Regions from separate parts of the Homo sapiens genome. Here region 1 is linked to region 2. Evidence: read pairs that join two places in POLR2A ChIA-PET (ENCODE). Cell type or tissue: MCF 10A. All regions are shown on one strand. Links, peaks and the distances in the headings refer to the core of each region. The heading gives the core; the rest is flanking DNA.

Region 1 (5,000 bases), core at 1-5,000, 86 kb before region 2:
GTTCTGCTCCAGCTCAACTCCACAAGTACTTAGGAGGAATTCTCTGGCTCTCTAGAGCACATTTGTTCTGTGTTTGTGCAGGAAAACTCAGTGTCTAACTGGGGAAACCCTGAAGCCACCAACCTCACTTCTATTGCTCACCTCAGGCTCACAGGAAGGGCACCCTATGTGATGTTCTGACAACTCCCAGATCAAAATAAACCTTATATGGAGGCCATAGAGAATATTTGACACTCTTCTGATTAGGTTCCTTATTTAGAGAGTATTTTTGGCATGTAGAGCAAAAAATATTCCCGATTTTGTATTAGCAAATACCCCATGACATCATTAAGAAAATTTTATACAAATCTCTGGCAGCCTTTCTATTACTACATGAGCAAAATTACATTCATGATTGCCAATAAATTAGTCAGGATTAAAGGGAGAAAAAGCAACTCTTTGCAATTTCTCATCTATAGTGGTCTATCTTCTAATATGCGTAGATAATTGTCTATAGTAGGTGACTCAGAGCATGAAGATGGAGCAGGATGAGAAGTTTGCACTGAAGGCCTTTCTCTGAAGGGCAGCCTTGACCCTTTAACCCTTCACATTTAGAGACTATGGTGAACCAATGTAATTGGAAGCAGCAGTGTGGCAGGGGGCTTGACAACGGAAGAGGTGCAGATAGAGAGAAAAGCCAAAGACCCACTGGTCTTCCTAGCATTAAATCATTGGTTCTTACATTCTTATGCTGAAAAAGCAACAATGTCTCCTCTGCCCCACTAAGGTTATTTATTCCCTTTAAGGATCCACAGAGTTATCTTCCACTATTTTCTCCCAAGTCTGTTGGGATTCACTCTTCCAATATCAGGGTTCCCTTGGAGAGACAGTTTCCCCAGAACTATATTTAGATCTAGCAGATTCCCAGATTAGCTTTCCTTCTCTCTACTCTGGTGCTAGAAGCCACAGGCCTAGGATACCCAAGCCAATGCATCAGTCTCTTTTCTCTGGGGTGGAGGTGCTTTCTCCAGGCATTTCTACCTTTTAAAAGACAAGGGCACTACCCCTATTAAAACTGATAATTCATGTCCTACTGTTTCCTGTAGAAAACAGGGACTTTAAACTATTCAATGTATGTTTACTTATACTCTTCTCCCAGTGCAGCTTCTGTTTCCAACTTTCCAGCAGATTTTCAAATGTTACCTTTGTTTTCCTGGAATTCATGCTTTTTGTTGTTTTGATGTTGTTCTCAGATGGGAGGGATCTAAAGTATTAACTGGAGAAATACAAATTTTCTGCCTACCTCACTTATGGAAAGAAAGATGGAAGAGTGAATGAAACTGTCAGAACACTTGCCCCTGGTTTTACATTTCGTTTGATTTGTAAATAAGCCATTAATCTATTTGAAAATAAAAGGTTAGGATGGGCGCGGTGGTTGACACCTGTAATTCCAGCACTTTGGGAGGCTGAGGCGGGAGGATCAGGAGGTTAGGAGTTCAAGACCAGCCTGGCCAATATAGTGAAGCCCCGTCTCTACTAAAAATACAAAAATTAGCCAGGTGCGATGGTGCGCGCCTATAATCCCAGCTACTCAGGAGGCTGAGGCAAGAGAATTCCTTGAACCTGATAGGCAGAGGTTGCAGTGAACCGAGATGGCACCACTGCACTCCAGCCTGGGCGACAGAGCAAGACTCTGTCTTGGGAAAAAAAAAAAAAGTTTAACATCTTTGCAATGAGAAGCAAGAAGTGAGCTTATCTTGTATTTGCTTAGCTGTTTAAGCAGATGAGTTAGAATTAGAAGTCATCCCTCTGTTACTTCTCTGTCATTTGGCTTGACCAAAATGTACTAGGAATTGCCATTACCAGCTTCTACTGACAATGTGTTCATTGGCCTCTGGCCACGGAAGTCTGCACAACTAATTGTCCAGGCTTGTGACCTTAATTGCCTCTGGCTAACATTGCCATGGAAAGCCACACATTGAAAGATCTCCAGGACTTACTTTGTGGGTTTTTTGCCTTTCAGCTTTTTAGTCACAGCTATAAATCCTGTATTGCTTACACCTGGGAGCAGTGATAATAACCTCTGGCCCGCTTCACATTGTTCTCTGAACCACGACTCTAGGCCCATGGAAATTTATTTTTCACATATTTTTGAGTAGGTCTTTGGTTTTATTGAAAAATTTGAAAAGGTACACAGAGTAACTAAGAAAACCAGCATTTGCTAAATTCCACAATGAGCGAACTGTTATACAATCTATTTTACATAGTAAAACTGTATCTGCCAGTATCCAGGAAACTACTGTGGAAAAAGAATTCAAAACCCATGTTCTTACTATCACCCAACACTGGGCATGGATCATTTCCTTTCTTTGCAATAGATCTAGGGTAAGGACTTTAAGATGTGATGCATCAGCCATTCTTGCAGTAGGAACAAATATCAACAAATCAAGTTCTAACAGGAGTTAATAGAAAATGTCAAGAAAGCATTATGAAATAGGGAAAGAGAAATGAAATGGTAATGACTCAGAAGAAAACCCTTCCCTGAATTGAATTCAGTTTATGACACAAAAGAAAATGTAGAACACAGTTGTTTCTTATTCTTAGTACTTATAAAGTATTACTCAAATCTTTAGTTCTGTTAAACAAAGACATGCTTGGATAAGAAAAGTATGAAATTCAATGTGAAATAATTGCCAAATAAAATGTTCAATAGAAAGAATAAAAAGCAGATTTACACCAAAGAAATTCATATTTGCAATTTAGAAAATGTACTTTAAAGCAGTTCCAGAATCTAAAAAACAATAGAGATGACAAATATGAGAGCAGCACATAAAAATTTAGACTTAGGGGAACTCTTATACACAGTTGGTAGGAATGTAAATTAGTACAGCCATTAAGGACAACAGTATGGAGGTTCCTAAGAAAATTAATAACAGCTACCATACGTTCCAACAATCCCACTTCTGGGTACATATCAAAAGGGAAAGAAATCAGCATATTGAAGAGATGCCTGTACTCCCATGTTAATTGTAGCACTATTCACAATAGCCAAGACATAGAATCAACCCAAGTGTCCATTGAGATTAATGCATAAAATGTGATATATATACACAATAAAATATCATTCAGCCACAATACATGAAAGTCTGTCATGTGTGACAACACACATGAGCCTAGAGCACATGCTGTTAAGTGAAATAAGCAAAGTACAGAAGGACAAATATTGAACATATAATCATCTCACAAAATAATGGGTCTGAAGGTAGACAGTTTCAGGATATGTGTGTGTATATATATAACATATATGTGTGTATGTACATGTATAATACGTACACATATATTTTATATATTTGTGTGATGTATATAGTGTATATAATACATATATAATATATACATTATACACATATTAATACACATACATTATAAATATTACAATGTACTTATACATTATATACACACACATATATAAAATATACCTCATAGCAATTGTAGGACCACACATTTGGAGCTGTGGAAACAAATCCATGATCATGAGTGAAAAAGCCTGAAGGAAAGAATCAGCGAAAGGAGTATCGCAAAATGACAAGGGATAAAAAGAACTTATGCCCTTGATGGTATCATCCCAGAAATATTTCCTGAAACCATCTACCTTCAGTCTCATTATTTTGTGAGATAGTTAATTGTTTTTATTGGCCAGGCACAGTGGCTCACACCTGTAATCCCAACACACTGGAAAGTGGAATCCAGAGGATTGCTTAAGCCCAGGAGTTCCAGACCAACTTGGGCAACATAGCGAGACCCTGTCTCTACAAAAAATATACATATATTTTTAAAAATTAGCGGGAATGTTGGTGCACACCTGTCCCAGCTACTTGGAAGGCTGAGGTGGGAAGATCACTTGAGCCCAGGAAGTCAAGGCTTCAGTGAACTTTGATCATGCCACTGCACTCAGGCCTGGATGACAGAGCAAGACCCTGTCTCACACACACACACACACACACACACACACACACACACACACACAAGAAATGTTCTTATTGCTTAAGACACTGTTAGTCAATAATTTTTTGTTACCTGCAGCTCAATGCATACATATAAAGTGATGTGCAAAGGTAGATTACAGAATTAAGAACTTAACTAACAATGAATAAATTATAAATATCTAGGAAAAGGAAAGACAAAGCAGGCCTCTGATCCACCATAAGTAGAGAAGTCCTGAGATAATAAGAAACTATATATATATGTAGTCTATATATATAGAAACTGTATATATAGAAACTATGTGTATATATATATACACATATATATATATATAAATTACAGCATCAAAGCAATTTTAGAAAAGATAACCTTGTTGACAAATATAATTTTAACAGGAAAAATTATCATGACTTTAGAATCCAATCAATGTAGTGAAATGTACTCAGTGTCATAATAGAAATTTCCTGTAAATAACAAAGTGGATCTGTAATCAGAACAGACACACTATGTTCCTGAAAATAAATCAGTTGTTACCTGAGACATATATGCATTATTGATTTAATTTCAAGGATTAAAAAAAATTCTAGAGACATGTAAGTAACTAATAAAAATCTTACACAAGGGGGAAATCTATCTGTCTCCAGACTCCTCTGCATTTGATTAAAAAGTTATTTAGTTAAATACTTATAATTAAGCAATGATCCATAACTTCTGAGAAGAAAAAGTGACCCGCAATTATTCATATATAAAAGAAGAGAGAAATTCCCAAAGATTTCAGGAAACACAGTACCTCTATACCCTTTTTTTAAACAAGATAAAGTGAAAACCCCATTGTCCATGACAAAATCCAGTGGACAAAAGGATATGAGAAGTCAATATAAAAGAATTGGTAGCTTTTACTATATATATATTTCACCATAAATATGTTGCCATACATATTGTATATATATGTGTGTGTGTATATATGTGTATACGTATATATGTGTGTGTGTCTATGTATACAAATATATAGTAAAATAATGTAAATATATAGTGAAATA
Region 2 (7,296 bases), core at 1,052-6,051:
ACTCTTTGAAATACAGGAAGCAGGGGGAGGGAGGATGGGCAAATTACTTTAAAAAGTGAAAACTGTTATTACCTAAAAGCCTACAGAGTTGGGGAGCAAAAAGTACCAAGGAAATTATTTTTGAACCACAAGGATGACTCAGGACTTGGAAGCATACGGTAACAGTGGAAGGTAGCGGGGATGTTCAAGACTGTAAACAGAGTGGTTTAACACAGATTTTTCCTTTTTTTGCCCAGTAAGCCTGGTGTATCTGTCTCTCTCACACCCATCTGCCTTACCCTTTCTGCAGCTGTTTATTTTTAATTTCTCCTGCAGGTGCTTTGGACTCAGAGATGGAAAGTATAGCAGAAGCTGGGGGTGAAAGATGACAGTAGAAACATGGAGATTAACTTTGGATTCCCAGGCCCTTCCCTCTGCCTTGCTATTAAAATGCATGTAGCAGGCAGACATTTATGAAAGAGGAGCACGGGGGAAAGCAAACGAGCATAGGAAGAACACAAAAACCAGAATAAAACAAAGAGAAGGGTAATCAAGTGAGATAATCCTAATGCTGTAAAGACAGGGGCACTCAAAATAATCACTGCCATCATATTTTCATTCATTTACTTTTGGTATGTTATGTTAAAGACAGGTTTGCAGTAAAGAGTGCTTTTCAAACAAAGCAGGTCTCTGCTATATAAATAAATCACATAGAGCTCTAATAATGAATAGTATATATACCATTGGATTTGGTAGTCTAACAATGTTAAGTAGTATGCCTCTTTTTAGCAATTTCATATGGTAATAATGACTGAGAATCTATTTATAATACAGGCTATTGTATCACCCATCTCCCTGTAAAAATGTTTGGTTAATGCCTTTTTTTGGAAAACCATAGGCCTTACTAAAGTAAAAACTAAGCTTTCCATTTGTTTTATTTGTTTTACAATACATGACAAATATTAGAAAAACATGTACACCATTATTGTGTTGTTACATCCTATTTTGTTTCTAAAATGGCGTTTGTTTGAAATAACTCAATAATGGTAATAATAAGCCTCTATCAATCATCTTACTTGAAATGAGACCACAGCGTTTTAAAACCATAATAGCTATGTCATTAAAGACAACTGTTTTTCTTTCATTTGGTTGCATTGGTCATTAATGGCTGCTCAATGAATAGATGGAGGAAAGAAAACCTGAGGCAAAAGGATCATAAAGTGTTATTATTAAAAGCATATTCCTTGGCATTTCACTTAAATTTACATTTCAATAGATTCTTCTCTGTTATACAATTGTTACTCGCTTTTTAAAATCATTTTTCAAACATTGTATCTTTGTATCTTTTTTGTTTATCATGCAATAACAGTTTCCAGAGCTTCTGTTATAATAAAATCAGTGGAATAGAAATGCTTTGACCTCTGTAATATGCACAATAAAGACTATGGTAAGAAAGTCACAAGCTTATGTTACACTCAAAGACAAAAATTAGGCAGAAAACAACTTATCAACCCTGCCTGCATCTATCAGCTCTTCAGGGAAGAGCATCATTTAAATCTCCTTCTCAACCAACCTGAGTAGAAGAAATATATTCACTTACCTGTCTAATCAAACAGCAAATGTAATAATTTGGCATGATTATGAGAAGAGGAAAAACTTTGTAGGCTATCAGTTTGATTTCATGATTTTTCAACATAATTCATTTCTAACAGCATGGTACATATTCTAAAGTAATTCATAAGGGTTAGTCTCTATTCTTTGAGATTTACATGGCTACTAAGGGATGTAATAAGTCAGGAAAGATATAGTACCTTGTAGTAACACTATGTGCCATAAAATGCTAAGAAGCACTTTTATGCCACTCCTTATTTCCTCCTAGGGCTCAGAAAAGGAGTATGTGGTACCACCACCAAGAATGAGAATTGATCTGCTAGCATTGCCTTTGTGTAGATTATAAAACCTGCATCATCTAAAGCTAACCTTTAGGCAAGTAGATGTCTGACTCTTGCTGAGGCATTTTGATGAATATTGTATTTGTACCACGCCATTAAACTCTAAACCATCACTACATGATGCTTTATAGATAAAATGTTTCATTAATTCTATATTTTGCTCCAATCTCAGAATGCAATTATAAGAATACAATTTTTTTTTTTTTTTTGAGACAGAGTTCACTCTGTCACCCAGGCTGGAGTGCAGTGGCGCTGTCTAGGCTCACGGCAACCTCCACCTCCTGGATTCAAGTGATTCTCCTGCCTCAGCCTCCCGAGTAGCTGGGACTACAGGCATGTGCCACCACACCCAGCTAATTTTTTTTTTTTGTGTGCATTTTTAGTAGAGAAGGGGCTTCACCATGTTAGCCAGGATGGCCTCGATCTCCTGACCTTGTAATCTGCCCGCCTCAGCTTCCCAAAGTGCTGAGATTACAGGCATGAGCCACCACTCCCTGCCATAAGAATACAAATCTAAAGATTTTTGTCACAGTTGACTTTTTGACATCACAATCCTAATAGTATTTTAGTTACATTAATGAATAACAGTAACTCTCAAAGATAGATTTTTATTTTCTAGTTTTGTAGCTACTGTGAGATTGGCAAAATTTCTGTTAATACAGAAGGAAATGTTCATATTTAAATTTTACTCATAATCTTAGGTAGAAATACTTCATATTTTGTCATCATGGAAATACTAAAAATATAGATTTATCACTTACATGACAATGCCTAACTTTTAAAATATTATACCTATATTATATATAGTGGTAAACTGCAAGAATGATATCCTTTCTTTCACTTTCCCTCCATGATTCACTGGTAGAATAATAGCTACCAGTTTCTGAAGGTTTGCTATGGGTCAGTATATGGATTACACAATTTACATATTTTTAATGCACTATTTATAACAAATGTGTGAAGGAAGGTGTCATCATCCTAATGTTTAGGTGATGAAACTGAAATACCAAAAGGTGAAATAGTTTGCCCCTAGGCAGTTAGAAAAAGGAGCTAAGATTCAATTTGGCATCAGATTCATCCCAAAGACTCCGCCTGTTGACTATTTCATACTGCTCATTTGTAATGGGGAAACTATTTCATACTGCTCGTTGGTAGTAGTGCAAACTCATTTAGGTCTCAAGGCCTGGGAATAATTCTCTATGTCTTGTGACTTTGCCTTCTGGGTGCATTTCTTTGCCCTTAGAGTTACTGTTCTTTTTTTTGAATGAGTAGCGTGTGCTTGCAGCTGAGTAGTGTTATCAGCCTGTTTCCTGCCTGTAGAATTTGGGGAGTCTGATAGATTTCTTATATTATGTCTTCTCTCTGTCCCTTTCCATTCAGGTTGGCAGTGTTTCTGCTGGGATAACATTCTCAGGAATGTTATCCATGTAGGTCTTCCATGTGTGTGTCCTAGATTCACTTAAACAGACAAGAGGCTTGTCCACATATCTTTTCTGGATAATCCCATCCCTATTTTTCATTTCTGATGAGTGAGGGAACCCATAAGTCATCTGCCTAATCCTTTCAGTGAGCCCTCTGTGAGAGGGAACATTCTGACCTTTGGATTTTTCCAGGCAGTAGCAAAAGGTTGCCCAGCCACACCTTTGGCTTTCTCTCCAGAGCATACTTTTCTGGAATGAATCTCCTAATTTTGGCCGTCTGAAAAGGCTGATAATTTCCAAAATCATCAAGTCTAGTTTCTCTTTGCTTAACATTTCTTCCTTCAATCCATCTCTTTCCTCTTACATTTTACTATAAGCAGAAAATGAAACCAACCATCCTTTCAACTCTGTTCATGGAAATCTCCTCAGCTAAATGTTTGAATTTATAGTTTCCATGTTTCGTTTACCATATAACTGCTTGCCATATTACTTGTGTCGGACATGTGTCAACTAAGCTTTCTGCCACTACATAATATTATATGATATTTCCTCCATTTTCCAATAACATATTCCTCACTCTACTGTTCAAAGCAATCTAGGCTGTTTTCATCATGTCCCTCAAAACTCTTCCAGTCCTGCCCACTGCCTAATTCCATAGCCCCTTCCACATATTTTTTATTTGTTGTAACCCACTTCCAGGTACCAAAATTAACATTTGTTTCTGATGGTTGTTATAACTGATTACCACAAATTTAGTGACTTAAAATAATACAAGTCTCATGGTTTTGGAGGTTAAAAATCCAAAATAGTCTCACTGGGCTAAAATCAAGCAGTCAACAGAACTGTGTTTTTTTCTGGAGGTTTTGGGAAAGAATCTGTTTCCTTACCCTTTGCAGCTTCTATAGGCTACCTACATCCCATGCCCCATGTCCTCCTTCTGTCTTCAAAGCCATCAACTGCATCACTGATCTCTCCTTCTGTCATTACACCTCCATCTCTGACTCTGACATTCCTGTCTGCCTCTCACTTGTAAGGACCATTGTCATTACATTCACTGAGTGCAACGTAACAATCCAAGATAACCTCTCCATCTCAAGCTCTCTAACTTAATTGCTTCTGTAATGAGGATGTGGGTGTCTGTGGCCAGCCATTATTCTGCCTACCTAGGTGTTCCTGGGCTAAGTCTTCCCCTTTGCACTTGGGGGTCCACAATCTGGTAAGCAGTTGCTCACATGCTTGGTCCAAGGAATATACTTAATACAGTCTATCCACATACACAGAGCTGTGTCTCAGATATTGTAAAGGGAGGGACATAATGGAGGAAAAAAGCAACTATCACAATAACAAAGAAAATTCTTAGCAGCTGTCCACGTCTCTATTCTTAGTTATGAAATGTTCACAGAACAGCCATCACACAAATCCAAAAATCATCACTGTAAAACAGAAAGACCAAAGCATAGTATCTCTCTCTGAAAAAATAGAAATAACTTAGCAAAGAGAATTCTGAGAGAATTTTGAGAAGATACACTACAAAATAAGGAATGAATTCCCTGACAGTGGAACAATTCCTAAAACAGAAGATCTTATATGCATTAAATATATATGTAACTTTATGTACAAACAATGAAAGTTGAAAACAGAGAAACATCCCATATTACAGACATTAGGAATAACAGAGAAAAGATAAACTATCCAGAGGACCTAAGCAGTCAGTGCAATATCCACTAAAGTAAAATCTCAGAGAGAATAAAGAAAATGGAGGGGATAAAATTATTAGAAAAAAAATCCAAGGTATATATTTTAAGATGGTCATGCCTCATTGAGCACTCACTCAGTGACTGAAAAAGTGACCTCCAGACACATGCAATCACAAAATCTTCAAGATTCAAGGAAAATAGAAGAACAAAAAAGACTAACAAATAAGAATGACCTCAGAATTCTAATTAGTAACACTAAATTCTAGAGAAAAAATAATGCCTGAAAGTTATGAGAAAATGTTTTTAAACTGGAAGTAATTAGCCAGCCAAAATAATTTTTAAAATAAGGCCATATTAAATTAGATTTTTCATACATGTATTTAACCAGGAAGCTTACTTTTTTGGACCTCTTTTAAAAAGTTACTTGGTGATAAATTTTGATCGTATACAATAAAAATGAAAAGGTTACAATTAAGTAGTTATCATAGATTTCGCAGAACAATGGGCTTCACCTATGAGTGCAATGAATATACGTCCTAGAATAATAGCTATCTGATAATCCAATACATAAACTGATGTAAATTAGAAAAATAATTTAGCAGGCTTTAAAAAGTATACCTCAAGAAGAAATTGGATTTGTCTGAGCAGAAGAAAATTCTTAACAACAAAGTGAGCATATAGAGCACAAACTTTTTTCTTTTTGTCAAAAAGAATAAACATCGTTAGGAATTACAAGGTAAGCAAATGGTGATGAAATCATAAACTGGGATGTAAAGTATATAATTCTTTTACAGTGTAATAATGATGATGACAGTCATACAACTGGGTGTGTAAGTCAGGTAGAGCATTGAAGAGGAACTAATTTCCTCATTGTATTTCACAGAATGGCAATAGAAACCTGAAATTTGATGGATCAAGAAATAGTGATGCACATTATAAAGCTTACCAATAGCAAAACAAAATGACTAAAAATATTGTAAGCAGAGGATAGGAAGTTAAAACAGAGTAATGCTAGTTATATTCCTTATTTTCCATAAGAGAAAATCAAACGATGCAGTTTAAAGACGATGAAACAAGGCATAAGGTTAGACTTACAGGAGAATCCACTAGAATCACACAAATATATAATGGTTAAAACTGGTAGACCTTGGAAAGTAGGACTCTAGAAGTTTGCAGAAGTGCAATTTACAATTTTACATTATACCGCATTAGTTTTCTTAGGTTTATTTACATTTGTAATGAATAAAAAAGCTTATAGACCTCTCTTCCCCCACCCAAAAGAAAAATTCAACTCACCTCATTTATCCTCCAATCTTTTGGAGAACAAAGTCAACACTGGTCTATTCATCCCATTAAAAAAAAAAAAACTTTGCACTTAGCATCATATTTAATTTATTATTTAGTTTATATACTTATAAAAGTATTTTATATACTCTTATTCTGTCTTTGCAATTCTAATATCTTTTAAAAAACTAAAGAATAATTCTATATATATGCATTTAGAATTATGTCCTGTTTCTAGTCTCATGAACTGCCAAGTCAATGGTAGATAATTTATATGTACTTATTAATAGAATTATCTTCAAACTAGTTGACAAATAGAAGCTAGAATAAACTTAATATATAGCTTTGAGCAGAGTAAAGAGGTAATCTGAAAAAGAATGGAATCATCAGGAAAAGAGAATTTTGATCTCTATTTCTAAATAAATGATTAGAAGAATAGAGAACATACATGTCTCTGACTTCCTGAAAAATAAATCTGTCGACATCATTTCTCAGAAGAAAATAGAATGGGCTACCCCTTATATCTCACTTAAATTTTAACCACTTCAGCATAATGTAAAACTGCCAGCAAAATTGTGCTAGACTAATTGCCCATTCAAGTGTATTCCCTTCCACAACACCCTATAGAAATGTTGCTCCCCTTAATTGCAGAGGAAATGCCTGAAGCTGACTCATTTCAAGAATCTTTGTCTGTAGGATTCCTATTTTCCAATAATCTCACTCGTGTGAGATTGGCAAGGTCAAAAAGAAGTCTCATCTAGGCACATCAGGGCAGCTAGGGCAAAAACATGAATATGAATAAACTGTAAATGAGAGTTGTTGCTAGTGGCTTCCAAGTGAAATCTTGCAGCAGAGTCTATTGCTATCTTTTCTGTGGTAAGTTCTGCATCCTCATTGCAAGTTATGTTCTATATATTTAATATCCACTTGATAATTTGAAATAAGGAATGGAATATATATACA

The links. Peaks named below come from ENCODE experiments on the same cell type or tissue, not always from the same donor. Only the 100,000 strongest peaks of a DNase experiment are listed, where the experiment ranks them.
Region 1: POLR2A ChIA-PET joins it to region 2 with 5 read pairs; 2 of 35 experiments call an interaction of 5 or more read pairs at or near these places.

The regions. Positions count from the first base shown.
Region 1 is chr4:125,184,858-125,189,857 of GRCh38, reverse strand. No RefSeq gene overlaps it. Among named protein-coding and RNA genes, the nearest start is that of FAT4, 130 kb to the left of the region's middle. In MCF 10A, for the core only: no CTCF peak of the experiment used is centred there; DNase peaks (open chromatin) are centred at 1,907 and 2,417.
Region 2 is chr4:125,097,637-125,104,932 of GRCh38, reverse strand. No RefSeq gene overlaps it. Among named protein-coding and RNA genes, the nearest start is that of FAT4, 210 kb to the left of the region's middle. In MCF 10A, for the core only: no CTCF peak of the experiment used is centred there; a DNase peak (open chromatin) is centred at 2,972.